Linked DNA regions of Homo sapiens: region 1 is linked to region 2. A link is a contact called in ENCODE Hi-C or POLR2A ChIA-PET data. All regions are on one chromosome and are shown on one strand. Each heading gives the region's core, a stretch centred on a gene start or an enhancer-like site at or near the end of the contact. The rest is flanking DNA. Distances are from core to core; before and after follow the strand shown. Region 1 overlaps CCDC149 (coiled-coil domain containing 149). Region 2 holds the start of LINC02473 (long intergenic non-protein coding RNA 2473).

The links. Hi-C counts contacts between places; a loop is a spot of excess contacts on that map. ChIA-PET counts read pairs that join two places held with the same protein, here RNA polymerase II (POLR2A). Pooled maps may share reads with other maps.
Region 1: a pooled map shows a loop between it and region 2 (9-fold over the local background). The contact joins the enhancer-like site here to the promoter of LINC02473 in region 2. A Hi-C loop is called at or near these places in 1 of 37 single-sample maps with no recorded cell type and 3 of 50 pooled maps. POLR2A ChIA-PET finds 5 or more read pairs at or near these places in 2 of 52 experiments (AG04450 and BJ).

What each region holds. Positions count from the first base shown.
Region 1 is chr4:24,855,110-24,859,348 of GRCh38, reverse strand. All of the region lies in intron 3 of CCDC149 (coiled-coil domain containing 149), which reads left to right. Among named protein-coding and RNA genes, the nearest start is that of CCDC149, 56 kb to the left of the region's middle. RefSeq lists enhancers at 1,916-2,416, 2,417-2,917. Within about 2 kb of position 2,593, at least 2 of the 41 ENCODE cell types and tissues checked have a DNase peak (open chromatin) inside an H3K27ac peak, as active enhancers do.
Region 2 is chr4:24,657,229-24,661,969 of GRCh38, reverse strand. LINC02473 (long intergenic non-protein coding RNA 2473) reads right to left here and starts at 2,070. Exons shown (of 2, transcript NR_183976.1): 1 at 1,927-2,070. It also overlaps the pseudogene ATP5MGP3. RefSeq lists an enhancer at 3,415-4,056.

The DNA of each region.
Region 1 (4,239 bases), core at 1,344-3,843, 200 kb before region 2:
TTAAAAGTTGAAAATGCGTTTAGTACATCCACCCTACATCATAGCTTAGCTTAGCCTAGCCTACCTCAAATATGCTCAGAACACTTATATTAGTGTACGGTTGGGCAAAATCATCTAATATAAGACCTATTTTATAAAGTGTAATTTATTCCATACCGTACTGAAACCAAAAAACAGAATGGCTATGTACTCAAACTACAGTTTCTACTGTATGCCTATCTTTTTCACACCATTGTAAAGTTGAAAGATCATAAGTTGAAGCATCATTAAATCAGGGACTGTCCGTATTTTAAAATCTCCCATTGGTTCTTATAAGTTTAAAAAACATGTCACATCTGTAGTGTAAACCATTCTGACATATTTTGCGGCATTTGTAGGGGAATTGGAACGGTGATAGAGGCAAGAGCTAGAGTTCAGAGTGCAGCAGGGCTTAAAGAAATGCTGCAAGATAGCTGCCCTCTCCCATGTGGCTAACCTACCTCGGTGAGGATTCCTGCAAACAGTTGGGAAGAGGTTGGGGGTGAGATCCGACAGCTCTATCAATTTCCTGGTCTTTGCCTTCACAACAGCTGTCAGTATTTGTAGTCATCATCCCTGTCCAGAGAGAATTTCCAGGGCCTCCCAGTTCCCACACCCAGGGCTGGCTTTGGTGAATTGCTTCTGCAGGCATCATTTATAATTGGGGATTGAGTTGTTCCTTGACAAAGGAAGGTGTTTCAGAATGGAAAGCTGTCATATCCTTTCGGCCTTGAATCTCTCCGCTATGTTTTCATCAAATCTCTCTTCCCTCCCTTTCCCATCACAATTTTAATAAACTCCTAGCTAGAAAGAGTGACTTAAATATATGGATTCTACACGTATCCCACTATATTCAACATTCCACTATTATCAGAGCAAAAATGTCAACCTTTAATGTTGGCTCTCGCTTGATCTGAATATTTAAAAGAGGCTTCTTTTTAAACCGTTTTATGTTTTGCTATTTATGCTGCCTCTTGCCCCAAGAGATTTAGAGGAAAGAATCTCTTGGTTTTGTTTTCCTTCCCTGTGAAACCCAGTCTTAGGCAGGCTGCCACTTTTCCCTGACATTTCCTTTACATAGTGCTGTTATTCTAAACTGATGGTCACAGAGTCCTTCTCAGTAACAGTTAGACAAAGTGCTCTGCATAGCTGATAAATTATAAGCAGGCACCGTGTGTTAGCTTGATGGATTGTTATAGTGAATGTGTGTGAGTCATGGGTGTTATTTTTGGTCAAAAGAATCCTGTGAACTTTTCTCCTCTATTTTGAGCACTTTGAAATGTACTACTTTCTTTTTTTTTTGCTGTTCTTTAAGGTGTATGTCAAGGAATTAGGCACCATATCAGAATAGTCATTTTCTAGTTTTCAAAGTTATTGTTTTGGAGTTGAGGAGGTGGAGGGACTGAATAGAAAAGAATTGTATGTTGACAAGGAATCTAGCCTGTTAAAGGTAAAAGAAAATTACAGTCACCTGCTTTGAAGCAGTGGTGCCACCCCCACCCCACTGTACTCCAGGGGCCAAGTTTAAAGCTGGGGTAGATTTACAGTGAACTCACTTGGAGGATTGCGATTTTAATAAACCACTGTTTTGCAGCTAATGTAGAAATGCTGGCTCTTAGTAGATTTCTTTTCAGCCAGGCTCCAGAGTAAATAATTTTCAATAATCACATCACTAGGTCTCTAAATAACTGTTTCCTAAAGCAGCCCTGCCCTCCGTCCTGGCCATCACTGGAATTATTGACTGATTTTTATAAAGTGTCTTCTTTACTCTAGTTTCCATATCCCTAGGAAAACCATTTGAGCTCAGTGCTTTTTAAAGTGAGGCCCAAGGACCAGGGCCAGGCTGCAACCTAATTGTTTCTGGTCCATGACAAGATACATACAGAAATTGAGAGTAAGTGTTCAGAAACTTTTATAGCAATTTGACAGCATGGTTTTATGTCTGTTGAATCTAATGATACACACTTGGGGTTTTATCTTCTTGTCTTCTTAAATTTATTTGCCTAGTAACTCATTTTTATTAGATTTTACAAAAGTATTGATCTAGTATGGATTGAGAAAAGAGAACTCTTTTCCCACCAACAGATTGAGTTGTACTGGTTTACCCATACAGTAGCTACCAATGTAGCCACTGCAGTTACATTGGTCAGTGAATGTCAGGGTCTTCCTGCCCACCAGAGACTAAGGAAATATTGATTTAAAAAGGGAAGCTTAGGGAGGTTGGAGATTTTTTTCCCTTGTCTTTTTTTACGTTTTCATTGTTGCCCTTACAGACATTTCTTTGGACCTCTCTTCCGCTAAATGAAGGTTTAGGTGAATTTTGCTGCATCTTCTCCAGATGGGGATGCTGAGATTCACCTGAATGTGCAGTTGGCAGCCAGCTCCCAGACCGAGCAAGCGCTGGGCTGCTCCTCCCGCTGCTCCCCAGGGACAGTCACTGCTGCCCAATGGCCTGGCCCTCCATCTGGTAGGGAGGGATTATGTTTGCTGCCAGGGAAAAGGATCAATGAGCTAATGTCTGGGGAATGTTCTGGAGTTCCGTGGAGGAAAGGCAGAGGCCGCCCACATGTGACACCTTGAGCTAAGGAAGGAGAGCTGTGGATGGAGAGGGGGAACCAGGAAACGAAAATCAAGAATTGAGTCATCTCTCGACTTCGCTGTAGTCCTTGTGGTCAGCCTGCTCTTGTGGCCTTGAGCTGCGCTTTCAAATGGAAGTTTTGAGATGTGATGGGGTGAGGGAGAGAGGGAAGCCTGTTTGCCTTTTCCCCTGTCTGGGACTTTTTCTCCAAGATATCTACAAGGCTCTCTCTCTCCTTTTTCAAGTCTTGATGTAAATGTGGCCTTCTCAGTGAAACCTTCTGCGGCCCTTTCTTCCAACACATTCTATTCCCTTTGCCTGCTTTATTTTTCTCTGCAGCATGTTATCATCTAGCACACGGATTCATTATATATTCTATTGTAATATAATGTAGTTAATGTAATGTCACCCATTCGATGTCAGTTTCTAAGGGCAAGGGTTTTGTCTGTATTGTTTGCTGCTGTATCTCCAGGTCTAAAACAGTGCCAGGCAGATGCCAGGTGCCCAATAAATATTTGTCAGATAAATGAATGAACAAATAATCAACAATAAAGGGGCAGGATTGCAAAGGAGTCAGCTGTGTCCAAGGAGAGGCCTTCGCTGCATTTACACAGCTCTGTTCACTGAGCGTTGGAGTAGCAACCACGGAGTGGGCACAGTTGAGGGAGGTAACCCACCTTTAGTGAGCCCACACATGATGCCAGGCACTGTGGTAGGCATTCTTTGTTCATTATTTAAAGATCAAATAACTATGTGTTGCTAGCTCTGTCTTACAGATGGGAGACCCAAGAGATTAAGAAACTCCTGTCATGTCACCCAACCCAGGAAGTGGCATGATCAGAATGCAGCCTCTTCTCTCTGATTCCTCCCATTTAGGGAAATTTCCAAAGGCAGTCATTTGTTCACAGTGTCTCATGTTTCTTTGCTTTCCTACCTACAAAATAGGTTTTGATTTTCCTCATCCATCACTAAATTTTTGTCTTAGGAGAACAGAAATCTGGGAAAATTAGAACTCAAATATTACAAGATGGGAGCTTTGCAAATAGGGGGCTGAAAAATTCGATGGAGTTACTGAGTAATGTTCTCAAATAAGTGAGTAGAGATCAGGGCTTGATTAAATCCAGCCAAAGGGGATGAATGTTTTTCTTTTTTTTCTTTTTTCTTCCTTTTTTTTTTTTGAGACAGAGTCTCTCTTTGTTGCCCAGGCTGGAGTTCAGTGGCATGATCTCAGCTCACTGAAACCTCCACCATCTCCACCATCCCAGTTCAAGGGATTCTCCCACCTCAGCCTCCACTGTAGCTGGGACTATAGGCATGTGCTACTATGCCTGGCTAATTTCTGTATTTTTTAGTAGAGACAGAGTTTCACCATGTTGGCTAGGCTGGTCTTGAACTCCTGACCTCAGGTGATCCACCCGTGTCGGCCTCCCGAAGGGCTGGGATTACAGGTGTGAGCCACGGCAGCTAGCCAGGGATGAATGATTTTCTATGCAAGTCTCCATGCCAGGCATTGGTTTCAGTCTTGGTACACTCTTATTATTCCTGATCTCTCCTAGGGAGAGTGCAACCTCCACACTCAGCTTATTGCCTCTTATTTTAAAAATAGTTATGGAGCATCTACTAGGTGCTTGGGAGAGGTCAGT
Region 2 (4,741 bases), core at 821-3,320:
TATGCCCTTCCAGAGGAGCTCTACATCTCCTAAGACCTGTGCTCCTTGAACTTTAATGTGCACACAAATTCCCTGTGGTTCCAGTGAAATGTCAGTTTAGATTCATTAGGTGAGGGTGGGCTCTGAGATTCTGCAGGTCTGATGAGCTCCTGGGTGATGCCCAGGCTGCTGGCCAGGGGCCACACTTTGCCCATTCTAAGGTTGGGTGTCCGCTGTGAAGAGGCAGCCTAGAGGGCTGCTGAGTAAGAAAAGCCCCAGGGGCCAGGCATGGTGGCTCACACCTGTAATCCCAGCACTTTGGAAGGCCAAGGCGGGCAGATCACTTGAGGTCAGGAGTTCAAGACCAGCCTGACCAACATGGTGGAACCCTGTCTCTACTAAAAATACAAAAATTAGCCGGGCATGGTGGCGCATGCCTGTAATCTCAGCTACTCAGGAGGCTGAGGCAGGATTCAACCACTCGAACCTGGGAGGCGGAGGCTGCAGTGAGCTGAGATTGCTGTACTCCAGCCTGGGCAGCAGAGCCAGACTCGGTCTCCAGAAAAAGAAAGAAAAAAAAAAGCCCCAAGGAGCAAGTAGAGGCTGTGTCTTCAGAAGCTTGTGCACTTAAGAAGCATGTGCCTCCACTCAGAGTAAGGAGTGCAAACTCCTTTTCCAGGCTTTACCCATCTTCGTAAGGCCACCTGTCTCAGTGTCTGTGGCGTGTGAACCAGAGCAACTCCATCTTGAATAGGAGCTGGGTAAAATGAGGCTAAGGCCTACTGGGCTGCATTCCCAGATGGTTAAGGGATTCTAAGTTACGGGATGAGACAGGAGATACAAGACACAGGTCATAAAGACCTTGGTAATAAAACAAGTTGCAGTAAGAAACCACTGAAAACCCATCAAAACCAAGATGGTCATGAGAGTGACCGCTGGTCATCCTCACTACTACACTTCCACCAGCGCCATGACAGTTTATGGATGCCATGGCAATGTCAGGAACTTACCCTATATAGTCTAGAAAGGGGAGGCATGAATAATCCACTCATTGTTTAGCATATGATGGAAAAATAACCATAAAAATAGACAACCAGCAGCCCTCTGGGTGTTCTGTCTATAAAGCAGCCATTATTTTATTCCTTTATTTTCTTAATAAACTTGCTTTCACTTTTTTGTATGGCTCACCCTGAATTCTTTCTTGCACAAGATCCAAGAACCCTCTTTTAGGGTCTGGATCGGAACCCCTTTCCTGTAACAATGGCGTTGCCATAAACCAAAGGAGCATTTTTCGGCTGTAGCCTGAGTGATTTGACTGTTTCCGGAGGCAAATATTTGAAAATGAAACAGCAAACCAGTGCCTAGGGTTAGGGGAGAGTCAGTGCATTCTAATTATTAGGTCACCCTTCATTTCTCTTTTCTGTCTTCATTGGAAAAAGAAGGCCAGGTGCAGTGGCTCACGCCTATAATCCTACCACTTTGGGAGACCAAGGTCGGAAGATCACTTGAGCCCAGGAATTTGAAACCAACCTGGGCAGTACAGTGAGACCTTGTTTTACTTAAAAGAGAGAGAGAAAGAGAAAGGAAAAAGGAGTTTTTTTAGTGCCCTGCATATTCTGGAAGTCTCCATGGAGGCTCTTTTCTCCCTTGCTCCTTGTCTCTTAAAGGTTACTGTAGATGCTAGAGCCTGTTTTGTCCTTCTGAATCTCTATTTAGAAAACTTTTCCTTCTCATTTCTTGTAAAGGATCGTGTCAGGGACCCACCATGTGGAAAATCTTTGGAAGATCAATGAGTTCCCAGTCCACAAAGCTCCAAATGTGTGCTATTGTATCAGCTATCTATTGCCATAGCTGAGGCTGTATAACAAACAAGACCTCATAAGCAGTATACTTATTGCTCATGCATCTGGTGGTGGTCAGCTTGCAAATTCTGCTGGTTTCACTCACATATCTGAAGGTCATCCAGTTGTCAGAAGATCTAGGCTGGTCCTGGCTAGTCAACTGGAGAGACTGGGGCGCTGCTCTGGGTACTGTCTTCCAGCAGGCTCTCCCAGGCATGTTTTCACAGCAATGGTGGAGGCTCAGGAGTGCAAGCAGACACGTAGTGCTTTTTTCCAAGCTTACACTTGCATTATGTCTGCTAAAATCCCATTTGTCAAAGAAAGTCACATGGCTTGGCAGAGTCAGAGTTGGGAGTGTACTGCAAAGTTACTTCAGTAAAGGGCATGGATATGGGGAGGAGAGAAAAACTAGAGCCATGAATGCAATCCATCTACCACATCTTTCACATGCAACAGTGTAACTTTACACTTGTAGTTAAGCTGATCCAAGCAATATCTTTGCATACAGCAAACAGCTACCCTTCTCTGCTCCCAGAAAGACAACAGCTGCAGAAAGTCAAGAGCAAACAAAGGCATCTGAGAGGAGGGAGAGCAACAGTATTTACTGACAATGCTCTATTCATAATCCACATTTAATTCAAACTCAAAAGGATGCATTTACAATCTGCCAGGTTTTAACAGCCCCACCCTTTAAGTGGCATCTATGCAGCAGTAGAAATAGTAAGCTTTCTGCCTCCTTCAAAAGCAAGGGCCTGAGCTCACAAGGTAAACAAAGGGTAATGAAACAGCAAATGGCAGAGTGTCAAGTTGTTGGAAGGTGTCTAGCGGAATGCCATGGGGACACGGTTTCATTCTGGTCTCATTTAACATCCTCATTAATGATCTGGAAGAGGGAGTAAACAGCACCTTAATTATAATCACAAGTGATGCTAAATTAGGATTTCTTGCCTGCATCAAAAGAAGGGACTCTGAAAGGACCAAGTGGGAGATGGAATTCCAGCTTAAGAAAGGGAACTAGCACCAAGGAAAAACTATCACAGCATGGCTGGGCGCAGGAGCTCACACCTGTAATCCCAGCACTTTGGGAGGCCAAAGCAGGTGGATCAATTGAGGTCAGGAGTTTGAGACCAGCCTGGCCAACACAGTGAAAACCTGTCTCTACCAAAAAATACAAAAATTAGCTGGACATAGTGGCGCATGCCTGCAGTCCCAGCTACTTGGGAGGTTGAGGTGGGAGGATCACTTTAGCCTGGGAGGTGGAGATTGCAGTGAACCGAGATTGTGTGCCACTGCACTCCAGCCTGGGCGACAGAATGAGACCCTGAAAAAAAATAAAGAGAGAGAGAGAAAGAAAGAAGGAAAGAAAGAAAGAAAGAAAAAAGGAAAGAAAGAAAGGAAGGAAGGAAGGAAAAAAGAAAGAAAGAAAGAGAAAGAAAGAAAGAAAGAAAGAAAGAAAGAAAGAAAGAAAGAGAAAGAAAGAAAGAAAGAAAAAGAGAAAAAGAAAAAGGGAGACAGAAAGAGAAAAATATCACAGCACATGCAGCAAAGGAAAAAGTCACTTGTAAGCAATGAGGCCAAAGGGCAAGGAAGCTGCCTGAAATTCTTTCTGGGAAAACCCAGGGTATTTGCAAATAAACCTTTTGGTTTCAACCTTGTTTTCCCTTGGAAAAACCTTGTTTTTAAGGGAAAAGTTTACAGCAAGCAGGTGGTATCAAGAAGTTACAGGTAGACATTCAGCCGGCTGTTCGGGGTGACGAACTTTCCATTCCAGAACCATAGCCCAATTTGTCTGTAACTTTGCAGAAAAGGCCCGGGCACTGGTGAACGCTGCTGTGACTTATGCAAAGCCTGGATTGGCCACATTTTGGTACTACGCCAAGGTTGAGCTGGTTCCTCCCACCCCTGTTGAGATTCCCTAGAGCTAGTCAGAGCCTGAAAACAATAGTCAATAGTGCTCAGACTGGTAGCTTCAAACAGCTCACAGTTAAGGAAGCTGTGCTGAATGGTTTCGTGGTCGCTGAGGTGTGGATGTGGTTTTGTGTTTAGCCAAGTGAGGCGTGAATGGTTATAATGTTTAAAGACCAATCTTTTTTTTTTTTTTTTTTTTTTGACGGAGTCACTCTGTTGCCCAGGCTGGAGTGCAGTGTTGCAATCTTGGCTCATTGCAACTTCTGCCTCCCAGGTTCAAGCGATTATCCTGCCTCAGCCTCCCGAGCAGCTGGGACTACAGGCATGCGTGACCACGCCCAGCCAAATTTTGTATTTTTAGTGGAGACAGGGTTTCACCATATTGGCCAGGCTGATCTTGAACTCCTGTCCTCGTGATCCACCCACCTCAGCCTCTCAAAGTGCTGGGATTACAGGTGTGAGCCACCACACCTGGCTGAAAACCAGTCTTTAACATCTGATTATATGTGATTTATTATTTGAGCGTTCTTTGACCATGTGTGATCAGACAGCTATCTGAATAAAATAAGATTTGTCCAAAAAAAAAATATATATATAAAGGGCCAGGCGCCGTGGCTCACGCCTGTAATCCCAGCACTTTGGGAGGCCTAGGCGGGCAGATCATGAGGTCAGGAGATCGAGACCATCCTGGCTAACACAGTGAAACCCTGTCTTTACTAAAAATATAAAAAAATTGGCCAGGCGTGGTGGCGGGTGCCTGTAGTCCCAGCTACTCGGGAGGCTGAGGCAGGAGGATGGCGTGAACCCAGGAGGCGGAGTTTGCATTGAGTGGAGATCGCACCACTGTGCTCCAATCTGGGTGACAGAGCGAGACTCCGTCTCAAAAAAAAAAAAAAAAAAAAAGTAATAAATAAGCGTAAGCTGCAGCAGGAGAAGGGGAGAAACACAATGTAATTTGAAGTATAAGCCGGGGAGCAGGAGACGCTTGACATTTTTTCCTTCATATTTCCCTT